Regions from separate parts of the Homo sapiens genome. Here region 1 is linked to region 2. The links are chromatin contacts, found by Hi-C or POLR2A ChIA-PET in ENCODE. All regions are on one chromosome and are shown on one strand. Each heading gives the region's core, a stretch centred on a gene start or an enhancer-like site at or near the end of the contact. The rest is flanking DNA. Distances are from core to core; before and after follow the strand shown. Region 1 overlaps MYOCD (myocardin). Region 2 overlaps MYOCD (myocardin).

Region 1 (3,695 bases), core at 417-2,916, 40 kb before region 2:
AGGCTGTCTCCAGAATTCCACAAAATAGCTGAATTTTTGAGATCTGAGGGACTGACTGTGACATCTTGCTTTTGAGGAACAAAGAAGGCAGGAGATTCTGGGAAGGGAGAGTCCCGATGAATTTAATTCGGACTTGCCTCAGTAAAGGGGTGGAAAGATTGTTGCAGCCCTGAAGTTACTACCAGTGAATCAGCCCTTTCCACTCTGACACCTGGCATTTGGTGACCCCAGGTCGAAGCACAAGAATGATGTCGAAAAGTCTAGAAGTTGAGTATCTGGAATAAAGGTGTAGGTAATCAATCCCCCTTTCCCCAGGGCTGGACGGAGCATTCCTAAATTGTTGCGTTTAACTCCAGCCTTCCCATTTTAAGAGGAGCAGAGACAAGCTGAGGTGTGATCAGATAAGATATGGCTAAGAGAAGAGACAGAAAACCATGAGAAAGGAGATCCTTGTATCTGGATGGGACACAATCAGAGAATCTGTCACGGGCCAGACTGCCTGGTGAGTGCTGGTGGTGGTTACAGAGAGGAGACAGCGATGCGAAGTTGTCCAAGAAGCCTCCCGGAGGAGGTGGGATTGAATGGAGCCTGAAGTGACTGTCAGCGGTGGACAGGACAGCAGAAAGGGAGAGGGGCGCGTCTGACAATGAAAGGATGGGGCGTGTGGACGAGAAATGATAGAGTGGCCATTAGCATGCTTGGGTTGGGGAGGATGACAAAGAAGTGCTTTCAGCCAGGGGAGAGGGCTATTTTAGGAGCCAACCCCTGGAGAGACATTGCTTGTAGGAGTCTCCCTTGCTTAAGTCAATGAAATGAGGAAACCATGAGTGCATGGAACTACATCCCGCGTACGGGTTTACACCTGCGTAAACAACCAGGATGAGTGCCAAGGCCCCAAATATGACTCCTCTCCGGTATCTAAAAAGCACAATGTGCCAAGTTAGAACATACTGACAGCTGCACTGAGGACCACTGGTCGCTGTCCAGGCCACAAGATCTCACCATGGGGGCCCCTGTCAATCACCACTCTTTCAGGGCTACAAGTGACTGGTTTAGATTTGCCACTGCCAGGGCAGAAGATGAGGGAAAGGGCAGGGAGCCCAGACACAGCTATAGACTTAGCTCGTCGCTGTTGATGGGAAAAACCTTAACAGTGGAGGGGCTCCTGTAAGTACATAGCAGTGGCTTCCTTTTGGCATGAACACCTCCTGTGGTGTTCGGTGTGGCCCACAAGGCCCTGGGTTCTGGAGTCAGACGCATTTGAGTTTGCTTTTTGGTTCTACCAGTTCAGGGATAGCGTGACAGTTGGCAAGTTATTTGACCTCTCTGAGCCTCAGTTTCCCCATCTATAAAATGGGAATCATCATCATAATAGCTAGCTTTCAGGGTTTCGAGGATTAGGTAATAACATATGGAAAGCACTGGGCCCAGTTCCTGACGTGTAAGTGATTAATAATTTCTTGCTGTTATTGTTGCTATTGTTGCTATTGTTTTTGGTAGGAGCATCTGTTTGTCTCAAGTTTAACATCATCAAAAATAAACAGACCACCCGGGAGGCAGTTTATCCTCTGGTCAGCTTTGCAAAGGTCAGCACAACTCCAGAACCAGAAAAACTGGTTGGTCCTGAGAGGTTCCTTCTGGGAAAGCAAAGGCGGCCCTTCCTCAGAGTAGGAGGAGTGTGGGTGGAAAGGCTGGCATGCCACTCCCTCTCCTTCCTGGTTCAAGCCAAGCCCATGCAGAGAGGGACAAAGGTCACCTTATCTGACTGCCTCTGGAATGACCAAGTCTCCTGGCTCCGTGGTGTGACCCTGGGCCTCCGCTCCAATCTTCCCCAGCATGAGGCTGGCTGGGAGCTGATGGAGAGCGGTGTGCTGGCTATTGTCCCTGCAGACGCGTCGGGGCTGTGATGACAAGGACCTGCTTTGGGAAGCCCTGACATCATCCTCTGGCTATGCTCGCAGGACTGGCTCTGGGCACTGGCCCCTTGGGGATCTTGGGCTGGTGACTCGGAGCCTCTCCTCTCCCTCTTGGAAGTGATCAGATGAATGAGTCAGCTGTACTTTCTTTGCATAAACATTTAAAATGCCAAGATTAAAGCAAGATAATTGGAATCCTAGTTACCTTTCTGTGAAGACCCACACCAAGGGCAGGAAACCATGAAGTAGAATATGAAAATGCGCCTCCTTCCTTATCAACCTGTGAGCTGGCCCGGTCCACTGCAATAGAAGCTATTTTAAATCATGGACAGACTACCTCCTGACATCCTGGAAGAGACTGAAGCAAAATTTGTGTCCTAAGGGAGAAAGTCGTACACAGAAAGGTAGCTATAGTTTCAGTGTAGCTGTTGCCTAAAGACATTTGCATAGATTTAGCATGTCATAGTCTACAGACTGATTGGACTATCTAACCAAAGTCAGAACTCACTGCTCTGGAAAGCGATCAGATGCTTTTATTATGGAAATGGCATAATAGGTAGATGTTGGAATGACTAATTTTTTTTACTCAGATCCCTGGCACTTTAGAAATTTGCCTTATGTCTTTTTTTTTTTTTTTTTGAGATGGAGTTTCGCTCATCGCCCAAGCTGGAGTGCAGTGACGCGATCTTGGCTCACTGCAACTTCCACCTCCCAGGTTCAAGCGATTCTCCTGCCTCAGCCTCCCAAGTAGCTGGGATTACAGATGCCTGTCACCATGCCCAGCTAATTTTGTATTTTTAGTAGAGATGGGGTTTCTCCACGTTGGTCAGGTTGGTCTCGAACTTCTGATCCCAGGTGATCCACCACCGCTCAGCCTCCCAAAGTGCTGGGATTGCAGGCATGAGCCACCACGCCTGGCCTTTTTTTTCCTTTTTTTGAGAGATAGGGTCTCACTCTGTCACCCAGGCTGGTGTGCAGTGGTTTGATCATAGCTTACTGCAGCCTCAAACTCCTGGGTTCAAGTGATCCTCCTGCCTCAGCCTCCCGAGTAACTAGGACTACAGGCATGCACCAGTATGCCTGGCTAATTTTAAATTTTTTTGTAAAGATGAGGTGTCACTATGCTGCCCAGGATGATCTTCATGTCTTTTGATACACCTGATCCTAGGGCCACACAAGTCAGGAAAAGCAGTTAACCTGTGTAAATACCTGCCCTGCGTTGCTCTTGAGGTGAATCCTCTAGGGATGAAAAATAACATTAGGCAAGGCGGGCAGATCACGAGGTCAGGAGTTCGAGATCAGCCTTGCCAACATGGTGAAACCCCATCTCTACTAAAAATACAAAAATTAGCCAGGTGTGGTGCCACGCACCTGTAATCCCAGCTACTTGGAAGGCTGAGGCAGGAGAATTGTTTGAACCTGGGAGGTTGCAGTGAGCAGAGATCGCGCCATTGCACTCCAGCCTGGGCGACAAGAGCAAAAACTCCATCTCAAAAAAAAAAAAGTGCTTTATCCTGTCTCCCTTTTCTCTTTGACAGGATGCTCCTCAGCCCCTCCCAGAGCCTCAAGCTGCCCTCAGATTTCTAGAGGCCTCTCTCCAACTTCAGCTCCCACCTGGGCATGCCCTGCCCACCTCTCAATGATGCCTGAGATGGCTTCCACAGAGGCAAAGCCCTTACTTCACAGGGCGGCAGAGGCAGACTCCAGGCACTTCCTTTCTCTCTCAGCGCTCACCCTTTCCTCCCGCCACTCCCACACGCTCCAACACTCCCAGCTCCC
Region 2 (3,963 bases), core at 641-3,140:
CACGACAGCTCCACCCTGGATTTTTCTCCAAAATGAACTTCAGGAACAAGTAGCAAGTTCTACCACCACCCTACGCATGTACCTTCCTAAAGAAGGGAAAATATGTTCCCTTAATATTCTATAATCATAGAATAGGTGTGAAGCCTATTGAGTCAGAGAAGCAGCCCACTGTTTAATAATTATTTAAAAATGCATAGAAACTTGTGGGTCAAGTATAGTGGAGAACCAGGACTAGATTCCACGCTTGTAGCTCGGGGCTGGAACTAGGTTCCAACTCAAGAATGGGAGCTATACTATCTCTGCACAACACGGGAGCTGCGACCAGAGAGTGCAGAGTTTAGAAAGTGATAAACTCACTAATGCCTTCCCAATAATCCTGTGAAGTTGTTAACTATTATTTGTTGTTAATATTAAGGTTATTGCTATGTACAGATAGGTGGGCCAGGGCTCTTGGAAATTGAGGGTTAGGAAGCTTGGCAGAGTTCACTCACCTGTGCCTGGGAGAGAAAGCAGAGGCACTCAGAAGAGGGAGAACCAGGTGCGGCTGTATAGGTCTCCTTAGAGTTTCAGGTTGAAGAGGAGGGAAATATCAGGATTGAAGGACATTGTGACATTTTGCTTATTACTTAGACAGTCACCTCTGCCACATGCCCGCTGCTGGTGGGCAGGCCTTTCTTGATGTCAAAGAGAAGCAACAGGATGGGGCAAGGACATTGGGAACGGAAAACATAGATTTAACTTTGAGTCTGCCAAGCGTCATAATCCTCAATGTCCAAGAGCCCCAGCCTTCTGTATAGATAGCATCTGTATATAGCTGTAATCTCAATATTAACAACAAATAATAGTTAACAACTTCAGGATTATTGGGACGGCATTAATGAGCTTACCACTTTCTAAACTCTACAAGGTTATCAAAGACCTTTATGCATTGTATCGATAATGGCTGCTTCACAAGAAAGCCCACCTATTTTCTGGATGGCAGAATCTAAAGAAGAAAAGGGAGCTTTAGGTTGCGATGCGAATGCAAGCATATACCTTTTAAAAAGTCATTACTGCCTGAAACATTGGCTGTGCCCAGGAGTGATGGTCCCTTAGAAGAGGTTATGCCATTTACATGAAGGGAAAACTGAAGGCACAGGAGTAACACATCACATCGAGTGAGATGGAAAAGGCACAAAATGAGGTGAATAGAAGAAGCTGAGTCATTAATTCACTACAGGTCAGTTCTTTCCTATTCCTTTCTTTTATTCCTTTTCCCTCTCTCTCTCATGCTGATAATTCCTAGTAAGAAAGTTGAAAGGGGCTGATTATTAACAGAATTGAAAAGTGCCAGTCTTGGGGACTGAAGTGTTTTACATAAATCATCTATTGAAATCTCCCAATAGTCCTTGAGGAGTGTGTATTATTATCCCCTGGTCATAGCTCCTAAGATATAAAAGCTCATCCAAGGCCATAGAGTTATAAACTTAGGCAGGCAAATTTCCAACCATGATTTTGGACTCTAAACTTTTATCTCATGAGTGTAAGTTCCAAATGGAACTATTAATATTTGGATGAGAAAACAGTAACTTTAGTCATATTATACCTTGTGTTTTAATGTATTTCTTCCATTTGGTGCGAGGGTGAAGGGCATGTCTTTTTAAATGAAGAATCAGAAGCCATTAGAACATGAGGCACGTTTCATGCTACCTGCCCCCTAGTAACTCAACATAAGGGATGCTCAGCTCAGAATCACTGTCCATAGTGTCTCCATGGCAACAGTCAGGTAGGGTACCGTTTTCTTTCTGAAGCCAACAGGCAGCTGGGTGACTGTTCCGACCAACACAGGTGATGGCCCCGACCAAGTCTCCAATTAGAATGAGGCTCCTGAATGATCCCAGACTCTGATGGCATCACATGGAGACGTTGCCATGGTTTTGATGACAAGTATTGCTTTTCTGAGGATTGCAAAACACTTTATGTTCCAACCCCATGCTCGCTCATTCTTCACAGAGTGGAAAATGTGTCTCCTTGGCTGAAATGTTCCTCTTGAGTCCAGCCCAAAGATGACATTTTTAGGAAAGTTTGAGAAGAATCCTGTGGCTGTTACTGAGTCACGATAGAGTAGAAATGGATCTTTTCTATTTAAAGAGTTTTGAGCTACTGTTTGAAAATGTGACATTGCTAGGGAACGGTGAAAATGGAAAACTTTCCATTCGCTATCAACAAAGAAAGGTCATTACCGAATGTGCAACAATAGAGCTAAGAACTTCTGCCACCTGTCTACAAAGGGATTAGGAAGTTGTTGGGAGTTAAATTTAAGAATATTAGTGAATATGCTTGGGGCTTTAAAAAGGGATTGCTCATCTGGAATTATACACACGTAATTCTAGTTCCCATTCTGCTACTAAATAGCTATTGCTTTTGACAGCTCCCAGAGCCTTGCTGGATCTCAGTCTCAATATTAATTGAAGAAAGAGTTTACATTAGATTTGATCAGGATTTCCCCAATTTACCTGATATAAAAACCACCTAGGGGGGCTTGATAAACACAAATTTCCCTCGTCCCCTTCCTGGAGACTATAGTCTAGTATGTCCGAGGTAGACTGGGAATACATTTTCACAAACATTCCAGGAAATTCTGAGAAAAGAAGTATGTTTGAGAAATCGAAATAAGCAAATATGCTACATGCAAAAATGAGACCATTTTTTATACTATTTTGTGCCTTGCTTTTCCATTTTTTTCAATATGTTCTTACTTTTTATGTGGGTTTGTATATATGAACTCTCATTCTCTATGGCCACATAATATTTCATTATGCTTCAATATCTATTTAATCCCTTTTTCCTGTAAACTTAATTTTCTTTCCTTCATTAAAGATGAGCCATTTTGTACTCTTACCAGGACTATGGGAGTGTCTTAACTTCACTACGACCTTATTAACAATGGATGATGCTACTGAAGAAGAAGAAAAAAGCTTTGCTAATTTGATAAGTAACAATGGTATCTCATTATATTTTTTAATGAGTCAAACATGTTTTCTTAGATTTTTTTACTATTAGTATCTTTTCTTTTGCAAACTGTCTGATAACATTCTTTGACAGATTTTCCACTGGGATTTTTTTTTCCTTATAGACTTAGGAGATCTATTTATATTTGAAGTACATTAAACATAGTCAGTCATCTATGTTGTGAATTTCCATTGGTTTTTTTAGTTTGCCTTTCAATCTTGTGATGATTTTTGGCATTTAACATCTCTATATGCAATCCCTTAGAATATTCTTTTATGATTTCTATCTTTGATGTATACTTAGACCTTCTCCATCTCCAGATTATGTATCACTGAAATGTCCTTATATATTTATGTTTTGGTTTTTACATTTGCATTTAACTTTTCAGTGCATCTGGAATTAATTTTAGTGTATAGTGTTACAAAAGGCTCTAATTATTTTTTTCAAAAAAACTTTTTGAGACTGAGTCTCGCTCTGTCACCCAGGCTGGAGTGCAGTGGTGTGATCTCGGCCCACTGCAACCTTTGCCTCCCAGGTTCAAGCGATTCTCCTGCCTCAGCCTCCTGAGTAGCTGGGATTACAGTTGCCTGCCATCATGCCCAGCTAATTTTTGTATTTTAGTAGAGACGGGGTTTCACCATGTTGGCCAGGCTGGTCTTGACCTTCTGACCTCAAGTGATCCGCCTGCCTTGGCCTCCCAAAGTGCTGGGATTACAGGTGTGACCCACTGTGCCTGGCCTCAAATTGTTAATTAGTTGTTCTAATATCATTCATTTCTATATCAAATGGATTTTAGATATATTGTTTGTCATATAATATATGCTTACATAACATCAAATCTGTCTCTACTTTTTCTTTACATCCTGACCTAAATATTTTGTTTTGTTTGGTGTCAGACTAGGTTTATATCTGACAAAATATATACTTTATAGGGTGTGGGAGTCTAAGTCCCCAAATCAAGGCTTCAGGATT

Evidence for each region. A loop is a pair of places that touch in the nucleus more often than their neighbours do. ChIA-PET counts read pairs that join two places held with the same protein, here RNA polymerase II (POLR2A). Pooled maps may share reads with other maps.
Region 1: a map of ascending aorta shows a loop between it and region 2 (7-fold over the local background). The contact joins two enhancer-like sites. A Hi-C loop is called at or near these places in 18 of 168 maps with a recorded cell type or tissue (Right ventricle myocardium inferior, Right ventricle myocardium superior, aorta and 9 more) and 14 of 50 pooled maps. POLR2A ChIA-PET finds 5 or more read pairs at or near these places in 4 of 52 experiments (BJ, H1, OCI-LY7 and 1 more).

The regions. Positions count from the first base shown.
Region 1 is chr17:12,729,307-12,733,001 of GRCh38, reverse strand. The region is part of intron 5 of MYOCD (myocardin); the gene reads right to left. Among named protein-coding and RNA genes, the nearest start is that of MYOCD-AS1, 25 kb to the right of the region's middle. Within about 2 kb of position 1,666, at least 13 of the 41 ENCODE cell types and tissues checked have a DNase peak (open chromatin) inside an H3K27ac peak, as active enhancers do; they include ascending aorta and tibial artery, where a contact is called at or near this core.
Region 2 is chr17:12,689,317-12,693,279 of GRCh38, reverse strand. The region is part of intron 1 of MYOCD (myocardin); the gene reads right to left. All of the region lies in intron 2 of MYOCD-AS1 (MYOCD antisense RNA 1), which reads left to right. Among named protein-coding and RNA genes, the nearest start is that of MYOCD-AS1, 15 kb to the left of the region's middle. RefSeq lists an enhancer at 1,654-1,823. Within about 2 kb of position 1,890, at least 3 of the 41 ENCODE cell types and tissues checked have a DNase peak (open chromatin) inside an H3K27ac peak, as active enhancers do; they include ascending aorta and tibial artery, where a contact is called at or near this core.